3 separate regions of the Homo sapiens genome follow, and all the other regions are linked to region 3. A link is a contact called in ENCODE Hi-C or POLR2A ChIA-PET data. All regions are on one chromosome and are shown on one strand. Each heading gives the region's core, a stretch centred on a gene start or an enhancer-like site at or near the end of the contact. The rest is flanking DNA. Distances are from core to core; before and after follow the strand shown.

Evidence for each region. A loop is a pair of places that touch in the nucleus more often than their neighbours do. ChIA-PET counts read pairs that join two places held with the same protein, here RNA polymerase II (POLR2A). Pooled maps may share reads with other maps.
Region 1: a loop to region 3 is called in a map of sigmoid colon, with 9 times the contacts of the local background. The contact joins the promoter of NYX here to the promoter of MID1IP1 in region 3. A Hi-C loop is called at or near these places in 2 of 168 maps with a recorded cell type or tissue (gastrocnemius medialis and sigmoid colon) and 5 of 50 pooled maps.
Region 2: a loop to region 3 is called in a map of CD8-positive, alpha-beta T cell, with 11 times the contacts of the local background. The contact joins the promoter of USP9X here to the promoter of MID1IP1 in region 3. A Hi-C loop is called at or near these places in 6 of 168 maps with a recorded cell type or tissue (CD4-positive, alpha-beta T cell, CD4-positive, alpha-beta memory T cell, CD8-positive, alpha-beta T cell and 2 more), 1 of 37 single-sample maps with no recorded cell type and 13 of 50 pooled maps. POLR2A ChIA-PET finds 5 or more read pairs at or near these places in 1 of 52 experiments (GM12878).

The regions. Positions count from the first base shown.
Region 1 is chrX:41,445,657-41,448,728 of GRCh38, forward strand. NYX (nyctalopin) reads left to right here and starts at 1,687. Exons shown (of 3, transcript NM_001378477.3): 1 at 1,687-1,860; 2 at 2,193-2,270. The coding sequence starts at 2,249.
Region 2 is chrX:41,084,094-41,087,224 of GRCh38, forward strand. USP9X (ubiquitin specific peptidase 9 X-linked) reads left to right here and starts at 1,352. Exons shown (of 45, transcript NM_001039591.3): 1 at 1,352-2,016. RefSeq lists enhancers at 303-597, 347-886, 1,425-1,962 and silencers at 507-576, 1,007-1,386, 2,087-2,546.
Region 3 is chrX:38,800,078-38,802,829 of GRCh38, forward strand. MID1IP1 (MID1 interacting protein 1) reads left to right here and starts at 1,382. Exons shown (of 3, transcript NM_021242.6): 1 at 1,382-1,410; 2 at 2,458-2,752. It overlaps MID1IP1-AS1 (MID1IP1 antisense RNA 1), which reads right to left. Exons shown (of 2, transcript NR_046706.1): 2 at 1,171-1,715. RefSeq lists enhancers at 1,079-1,373, 1,403-1,482, 1,592-2,099, 2,433-2,752.

The sequences.
Region 1 (3,072 bases), core at 437-2,936, 2.6 Mb after region 3:
AATAAGCTGCGAACAAAGGTTGTGGGTGCAGACAGGTTGGCTCTTACAGTCGAGATTCAGCCTCTGGACTGCTGCTGGGGGAGTGGGGGCTTCGTTGGGCTAAGGCTTGGGGTGATGGCTACAGGGACACCTCCGACACTGGTGGTCACAATGAGAGGGCTGCCCACTGCTCTCATCTAATAAGCCAGGCGAGTCCAACACTGGGGATAGAGATGTCATTTGAGAGGCCTCCCCCACCCACATCCCTACCCCATCCCTAGTATTCTCTTCTTTCCAGCAGGTTAGACAAGTTCAGCCACATTTTGGCTTTCAAGGCTCAAATGGAAGAAAACAAAAATTCCCCAGGGCACGGTGGCCTGAGATGTCTAGATTCACATCCAGAACCCTTTCTGTGGGAAGGGAACTCCTGGCTTCCTTTCATCAGCACTGGCTCACCAAGTCCTGCGTGGCCAGAACTTGGCAGGTTGCCATGGATACCTGGAAGTGCTGTCCCAGCAGACAGCAGAGGCTTGCTGGGGCCAGGAGAATGTGGGGGCACCTGAACTGCTGGCCAGAAAGGCTAGATAAACAGGCCCCCCTGCCACCCTCATTTTGATCAGACCCCCTCCACCAGTCTCCTAAAACAGGGCTTTCCAAACTTTACCGGGCACAGGAATCCCCCTCTCCGCCGACCTAGTTAAAATGCAGATGCTGGCCGGGCGCGGTGGTTCACGCCTGTAATCCCAGCACTCTGGGAGGCCGAGGCGGGTGGATCACAAGGTCAAGAGATCAAGACCATCCTGGTCAACATGGTGAAACCCCGTCTCTACTAAAAATACAAAAAATTAGCTGGGCATGGTGTAGTCCCAGCTACTCAGGAAGCTGAGGCAGGGGAATCGCTTGAACCCAGAAGGTGGAGGTTGCAGTGAGCCAAGATTGTGCCACTGCACTCCAGCCTGGGCGACAGAGTGAGACTCCATCTCAAAAAAAAAAAAAAAAAAAAAAAAGCAGATGCTGATTCAACAGGTCTGGGGCGGGGGGTAGAAGGCGCTGAGATTCTGTTTTCCTAACGAGCTCTCAGGTACTGCTGCTGGTCCACCGGCCACACTGAGTAGCCAGGGCCTAAACTGAGTCCTGGTGGGTTTCAGAAACCTCAGCCAGATTCTGAAGGTCCCATTCCTGGACCCACTGCCTTAGGCCACCACTACCAGCCCTAACCCCAGTGGGAACCTCTTGCCTTCTTGTAGTGGAAGGACTCTCTCCAGTCCGTTTTTGTATCATTCACCATCAACCACTTCAAAGAAAGGAAATCAGCAGCCGGCATTTTGGGGAAACATTTTAAGCTGTCCTGTCCCTTCTCCAGCTCTCCAAGTTATATAATGCGTCCTTGTTGAAAATGCTGATAATGCTGTTTGGGTGGCAGGAAGCCAATTTCAGGCTACATATTGCTTGGGGCTGGGGCTGGGGTCAGGGAACGGGGCAGGGTCTGGGGAAGGTTTAAGGAGAGAAAGGGGCCAGGCAGATGGAGAGAGGACAGGAGGGCCAGGGTGGTCAAGGCCCGGGGATAAAGCCGATTGGTATGTCAGCAAAATCTGTCACTGGCTTTAGTGATTCGAAAGGCAGACACATTCTTTCATCTCTGTTAATCCTCATGTGATACAGAGGATTTTCCTGCCATTAAATCTGGAGAAAGAAAAATAAGCACTCAAACCTGCACAAGTAACTATTCCTCTTCACCCCTTCCTCCCGTCCCCCCACCCCCACCTTTACTTCTCTCTCAAACCATTTTCAGCATCTGTGGCTGCCTGACTTGGGAGATGGATGGGCTGAGGGAGTGGAGGGGGACCTCAGAGGAGCAGGACCAGGGAGACTCCCAGGACGGTAAGCAACATTTGAGGACCATTCACTAACGCTTCTCTGCAGGGGTTTCCTCTCCATCCATTTCCTTGCTGGGTTGTCAGTGATGCCATCTGAGTTGCTGTCAGGGCTGTAGCCTGACAAAGGGTTTCCTAATAGATCCAAACTGTCCATTTGTGGGGAGCTTCTGATTTTCTGTTGTTACTGGTTTCCCTTAGCCCAACACCAGGGTCATTAAGAAGGAAGGAATGTGAGGAAGAAAGAAAGGCAGGGCATTCAGGAAGAAGTGTGGAGGCATGGGAGGGTTCTCATGGGGCCCTCCTGGGCACTGGGTGACCTGTCCTTTCTCCCCTCAGGTAGGGGTCCCACGGCTGGGTGGTCCTAAGCCACTGGGTGGATGAAAGGCCGAGGGATGTTGGTCCTGCTTCTGCATGGTGAGTTCTCCTGCCGGTGGGTGCAAGGGTTGGGAAGAGGGGTGGAAGCCACAGAGCTTCTGCCCAAAGAGTCTTTAAAGTGGCTTCTGGGACAGCGGTATCTGGACACTTCTGATCAGGTTTCACTGACCCTGTGATCGTGGGGGAGGGGATAGAGAAAGCAAGAAAACAGCAGGTGGTGGGGATTTTTGTTTCCTAAAAACAAAACTCCTGAGCCGAATATATGAAATAGTCCTCTTGGTGATTTTCTTATTCTAATTTCAGATATGAATTCATTGGTGTGATAACCAAAAGCTACAGTGCTACAGTGTTTTTTTGTTTTGTTTTGTTTTTGGAGATGGAGTCTCGCTCTGTCACCCAGGCTGGAGTACAGTGGTGCGACCTCGGCACACTGCAAGCTCCGCCTCCCGGGTTCACGCCATTCTCCTGCCTCAGCCTCCCGAGTAGCTGGGAGTACAGGTGCCCGCCACCACGCCTGGCTAATTTTTTGTATTTTTAGTAGAGACGGGGTTTCACCATGTTAGCCAGGATGGTCTCGATCTCCTGACCTCGTGATCTGCCCGCCTCGGCCTCCCAAAGTGCTGGGATTACAGGCGTGAGCCACCGTACGGTGGTTTTTTCTTTTCTTTTCTTTTCTTTTTTTTTTTTTTTGAGACAGAGTCTCACTCTCGCCCAAGCTGGGGAGCAGTGGCATGGATCTTGGCTCACTGCAACCTCCGCCTCCCGGGTTCAAGTGATTCTCGTGCCTCAGCCTCCTGAGTAGCTGGAACTATAGGCACCTGCCACCACGCCCAGCTAATTT
Region 2 (3,131 bases), core at 102-2,601, 2.3 Mb after region 3:
TCATTTGGGCATCCTAGGTAGACTGTACAGATTTGTTCCAAGCACCCCATTAATTTGAGATTAGCCTAAGTTTTTCCTATGCCCGCACTTTGGAATATAAACATGTAGAAAATAGTCCATGACACAGCGGATGGGTTCATAAGTTTCTTCCGGGTCCTAACACCGAATTGTGCTGATGATCTGGCAATGGAGGCTAATCTTGCCACATCAAGTACGGCCTATTCGCTAAGCCGTCTGGGGCACTTTATAATTTTTTTCTTTGCTGGTCTGTTTGAAGGGCTCCTATGGCCAAAAAGGTGGTCAGTCCCGTCAGCTAGGCTGTGAGGACGCCTAAACGCTTTGAGGACGCCTAAACGCTTTGAGGTAGTGATGATGCATGATCGTGTGAAAGAGTTTCTCAGAGCACCTCCCTCGCGGGGTGGGGAAAAGGACCTCACTCCCCACGCCCCCTCCTTCCGCTGCGGGAGATAGCCACACCTTCCCCCTATCGGCGCCAAGCAGGTGGCCAGGCCCTCGGGACCTCGCGCCCCCGCAGCCAGTGGCCCGGCCAGCTCGTGCGTCACGTGACGCGGGTCAGCTGCACCGCCGGGACCTCCAGGCACCGCGGCGGCGACCGCCCAGCGCGTGGTCTCGAGATCTCATCTTTCCGCGCCCCTCCCCCCACGGTCCCGGAAAAGGGGGAGGCCGGTGACGTCATCATCCGGGTTCTTGTCGGCGGGGCTACGGTTCACAATGGAACAAAAACAAGCGGCCCGAGTCAAACTATGAGCGACGCGGCTGCGGCTCACGCGATTAACCCTGTCGTGGCCACACACCCCGCCAGTCCCTGCCGCCCAGCCCCTCCCGAGTGGTGTGCCAGATCTTTTCGGGCCTCCCTTCCCCAACTTCGGTCCTAGAGCCACCTCTGCCCTCGTCCCGCTCCTGAGCCGAGGGGCATGGAACAGGATTTCTGGCCGTAGCACGACCCTGAAGGGGCCAGCCGGAAGAAACAGTACTGCGCGAACAATCTTTACCGCATTGTCTTCCCCTCCCCCACCCTAGCTCTCCGGGTTCCCGGCGGCTCGCGCCGAAGCCCGGCCCCCTCAGCGGCTCGCGCTGCTCTCCCAGCCTTGACGGCCCGGGGTGGAGGGAGAGAAGAGGGGGCAGCTGAGCGGGAGGGGGCTGGGCAGGAGCAGGGGGAGGGCCGAAAGGAGGGGCCTGAAAGGGGCGGGCCCTGACGGGGGCGGAGAACTTCGGGTCTTGGGCGGCTCTGGGGCTAGTGGGAGTCTGCGCCGCCGCCGCCGCCGCCACCGCTGCTGCCGCCGTCGCCGCTACCGCCGCCGCCACTGGCCGAGCGGTTTTTTTTTTTTTGGTTTGCCGGATCCGCCATATTGACGAGGACGGGCATCCGCGGCTGCGGACGCTAGTCTCCGCCGCCGCCGGAGCCGCAACCTCTCCGCACCCGGCCCCGTCAGGGCCTCTGTCGCGCCTAGCCCCTCCCCGCCTTACACAGCTCCCGGGCCTCGCGGGAGCCCGCCGCCGCCGCCTCTCTCTCACGGGAGGCGGCCGCCTTAGCGCCCGGTGCTTGGGTCGGCGCCGGGAGCGAGGAGCGAGCTACTTCAAAGCCACCAGGCCTGGAGCGGGGACAGAGGCGGCGACTAGGGGAAGGTGAAGCCGTCGCTGCAGGAGGAGGAGCAGGAGGAGGTGACGCAGGAGAAACGCACCGCCCGGAGCCCGTCTGAGCTCAGCGAGAGCCCCAGCCTGAGGGGAGAAGGGGAAGAGGGCCGTCGCCGGCCAAGGAGGAGGAGGAGGCGGGCGCGGCGAGGAGCGAGTTCCGGCGCCGGTGTGCAGCCTTTTGGTTGAGACGCCCGCAGCCCCGAGCCCGGCCGCCGCAGCCTTTCGATACACTTTGTTGCCGGTCACCCCCGGGCCTGGGATGCACCCAGGGTAGGTCTCGTCCCGGGACCGAGCCCCACCGTCGCCTGGTGCCTCCCGCCTCCGTGTGCCCTGGTTGTGAGAAGACGTCTGTGTCGTGCGGTGAGTGGCCAGCTGCACTGGGGCGACGCTCTTTCCCGGGGCCAACAGCTGGATGTGGGTGAGGGGAGGAGGGCGAGGGGGGTGTGCGTGTGTGCGAGCCTCTTCCCTCGGCGGCTGCCGGCCAGGCTGGGGCTTCCCCGTTCCCCCTCCTCCGGCCCGGGCTGGGCGGGCGCGCGGGCCCGTGTTGTGTGTGGAGCCGGTGTCCCGAGAGCGTGTCTGTGTGTTTTGGACTGTAAGGGAAAATGGCTGACGGCTCCGTCCCTCCCCCTCCTCCCCCTTCCCGTCCTGTCTGGGGCCGAGTAGGAGGATGGAGTCTCCGGGCGTGGCGGGCAGCCCCCCCGCCGTCCGCACCCGGGGGCCGGGTCGGTTTGGGGGCTGGCCGCCCCCCGCCCGGCGGCCGCTTTCCTACCCGGTCTGGTTCCACTTGACACCAAACGCCATTACTGAGGTGGAGTGATTTGGAGCTGGGGAGCTAGGCCTCGGCTACGCCTGGCTATCAGGCCTGACGACTTGTCCGCCTCCCCCCACCCTCCCGCGATAACCCGCAGTTTCTCCCCGGCCCTGGGCTCCTGGAGTGGGAGCTGGGTTATCGGCCTCCTACACCTCCTTCGCCCCGCTTTATTTGCAGAGGGCCAAAGCCGTGAAAGGGGTTTTTGAATGCAGAAATCGCTTCCAAGCTAGCTTGGACCTATTACCTTTCTATTTTTAACTGTTTCTGCAAATATTAGCATGTGCGAGTTTGGTAGTGATCAGGTCTTCAGATTCTTGTGACGTGAGGCTTAGGGTTGGATAAATGGCTGATTTTTCATTCATTGTGAAATAAGTTAAAGAGTTATACAGCAGGTGTGTAGATGGCTTCTTAAATTATTTGTGTGGATTTCTGTAGCGACTAGAACTTACACGAGAATTTGCAAAATTTCTAGTAGAACCTGCTTAAATTAAGCATGTTATTTTTTGGAAGTTCCATAGTTACAACGTTAATTGAATTTACACGGTGCAGTTTACAGGTGTATATAATTGCTTCAGATTGTCTTTTAGTTTAAATAAGCAAGTTGTAGGTATAGATTAAATATTCATGCTTTATTTTTCGGGGAGAGAAGTATGTGTACTGTTCT
Region 3 (2,752 bases), core at 132-2,631:
GATAGAAGAACACTGGAGAACGGAAAATAGAAGAATGTAGGCAAGGGCGACCACTTGGTGGGGATGTTGTGAGCGATTTCAGCACAAGTGGATGGTTGGACTACATGGCCTTTAACACGAGAGTCTGACTGTCATATTTCTAGGACATTTTTCATGAAATGGATCCTTCTAAGTCTGTCTCAAAATAATCCAGGATCTCTGCTATCTTGGGTTGGGCTGGCTTCTTGCCTTAAAATATCATCTTTCTTCCAGTTCTAGGCCAGATCTCTTCTTTATCCAGTCTGACTTTCTTGCACCAGTTTACTCTTGCTGACTACTTTGTTCAGGAATTTCTGGTCACTTTTAAAATGTCATTCCCCCCCCCCAAAAAAAAACTATCCAAGGGACACAGTACAAGGATAATTTGTGGACATTTTTGGGGAGATGAGCCAGCAAAGCATGCTTTCCAGGTTGCTTAATTAAAAGAGTGGGAATTAAGAACCAGAATTTAAGAGTTCCGGCAGGGCGCTGGTGGCTTACGCCTGTAATCCCAGCACTTTGGGAGGCCGAGGCGGGCGGATCAAGAGGTCAAGAGATCGAGACCATCCTGGCCAACATGGTGAAACCCCGTCTCTACTAAAAATATAAAAATTAGCTGGGCGTGGTGGTGCGCGCCTGTAGTCCAAGCTACTGGAGAGGCTGAGGCAGGAGAATCACTTGAACCCGGGAGGCAGAGGTTGAAGTGAGCCGAGATTGCTCCACTGCACTCCAGCCTGGCGACAGTGCGAGACTCCGTCTCAAAAAAAAACAAAACAAAAAAAAAGAGATCCAGAATTCCAGAATTGCAACTGTGAACCAAGAAGTGGGGATGGGTACCTCAGACAAGGCTTTTACCGGAAATTTAGCATATAGGATAGAAAGCAGAGACCAAAGACCTCTTGCTTTGAGGCTGTTGGCGTGCTACAAGGACTCGAAAGTTATTTGTTCAACGGATGACTTCTGTTTTCTGGAGGCAAACTGAATTCCGGGCAGGTGGCTCAGCACCTCCAGCCTGTTCCAGATCGGGACAGGGAAGGTGCCTGGGGCAATCAGTGAGGTTTCCAACCTTCCTTAGGCCTGGGCCAGCCCGCTCCCCTCCCATGTGACCCCAGGCAACCATTTTAATTTTTTTACAGCCAAGCGTAGTGGAGAACTGGCTGCGCGCCGGTTGCCAGGGACGCGGCAGCCAGCTTGGCGGGGCTGGGGTGAAAGAGGACGCTGCGTGGGGGAGGGCTCCGCGGCTTCTGACTGGCTGGAGCATCAGGATTCATTTGCATAATATTTTCTGACGGCTTCTGATTGGCTGAAGCCAGAGGGGCGGTGGTGGGGTGATTCCAAGGGCCCAGAGCTCTGGCCGGCGGACCTTTTCCTTCTGGAGTTTCCCCGGCGGGTGTGAGTTGTTGCGGGGTCTGGGGGAGCTGGGAGGCCCGGTTTGGGAAGTTTTGCAGGCAGGTGCATGAGCCATCTTTCTCTGAAAGTGTTTAAGAAATGTTCAAGAACAGCGGCCAGAGTCAAGAAACTGGGGGATGAAGGGTTATCTCGAGACTAGACGGAAGGAAACGTATCAGGGGAGGGGTGGAGGCCAGAAGGAAGGAGTTAGGTAGGGGCCCTCTCCCAAGCTGGCGTTTTTGCTGGGTGGAATCCTTTTGCTAGATCCCTTGGATTTCCGTTTTCCGTGTGTTATCACACTGTTGGAACTGGGAAGAAGAGAAAAAGAGGCAAGATTTTGGCATTTAGTAAGTTAAGTCTGAATACCGAGTTTTCATCCGGGTGCATACGTACTTAAAATACCAAATGGGTCCAGGAAGGGGGACAAAGTACGCTTTAATTTATGAGAAGATCAGCTACTAGAAACTGTATATCTGTTTTTCTCGAGTTTTCTTCTTGCAGTGCTCTTTCAATCTCATTGGACATATTTTATATTATTTTCCTGCTTAAGCACTGGGGGTTGGGTGGAAGGATCTGTGGCTCATCATAGGCAATTTCCACACTTTTAAGGTTTCTGACTCTTCACATAAACACCTCTCACTATGATGAGGTCCTGTATCAAGTACAATTAATCTTTGTACTTTACAATTTACATAGTGATTTTTATTTACATTATCATATTTAAACTTAATCAAAGTCCTTGGCACGGCCCATGGAACAAGCTCCATTTTTTTGATAAAGAAACTGAGGCTAGAAAAGTTTCTATGTGTGCAGAGAAGGAAGGTGAAATTATTTTAATGCTTCAAAGTTATATAATGCTTCCTGCCTCCCTGTATTTTTCTTTCCATTGATCTTCCTTCAAAACCCTGATAGGTCTATCCCAGTTTTGCAAGTAAGAAAACATGGGCTGTGATGTAGAGCTAATACGTTTTGGGGTAGTGGGTCCTCAGACTTAGGTCTGTCTCCAAGGGTCACTGACTTTGTTTTGTTTTGTTTGTTTTTTGTCAACAGATTAGTCCTTGTGGCACCAAGTCAGAATTTCATTCAAAAGACAATTAGGAAGATGGTTTTCTATGGAAAATATTTAAGTGTAGGTCTTAATGTGAAAGAAAGAGGGAGAGAAAGAAACCCCTTTATTATGTTCTCCCTTCCTTAGGCATTTTTTGTCCCGTGGGAAAAAACTGTACTAGGGACAGAGACCTCTGTTAAGTTTTAGAGAAAAGGGATCTTTTTTTTTTTTATTTGAGACAGAGTCTTGCTCTGTCGCCCAGGCTGGAGTGCAGTGGCACGATCTCGGCTCACTGCA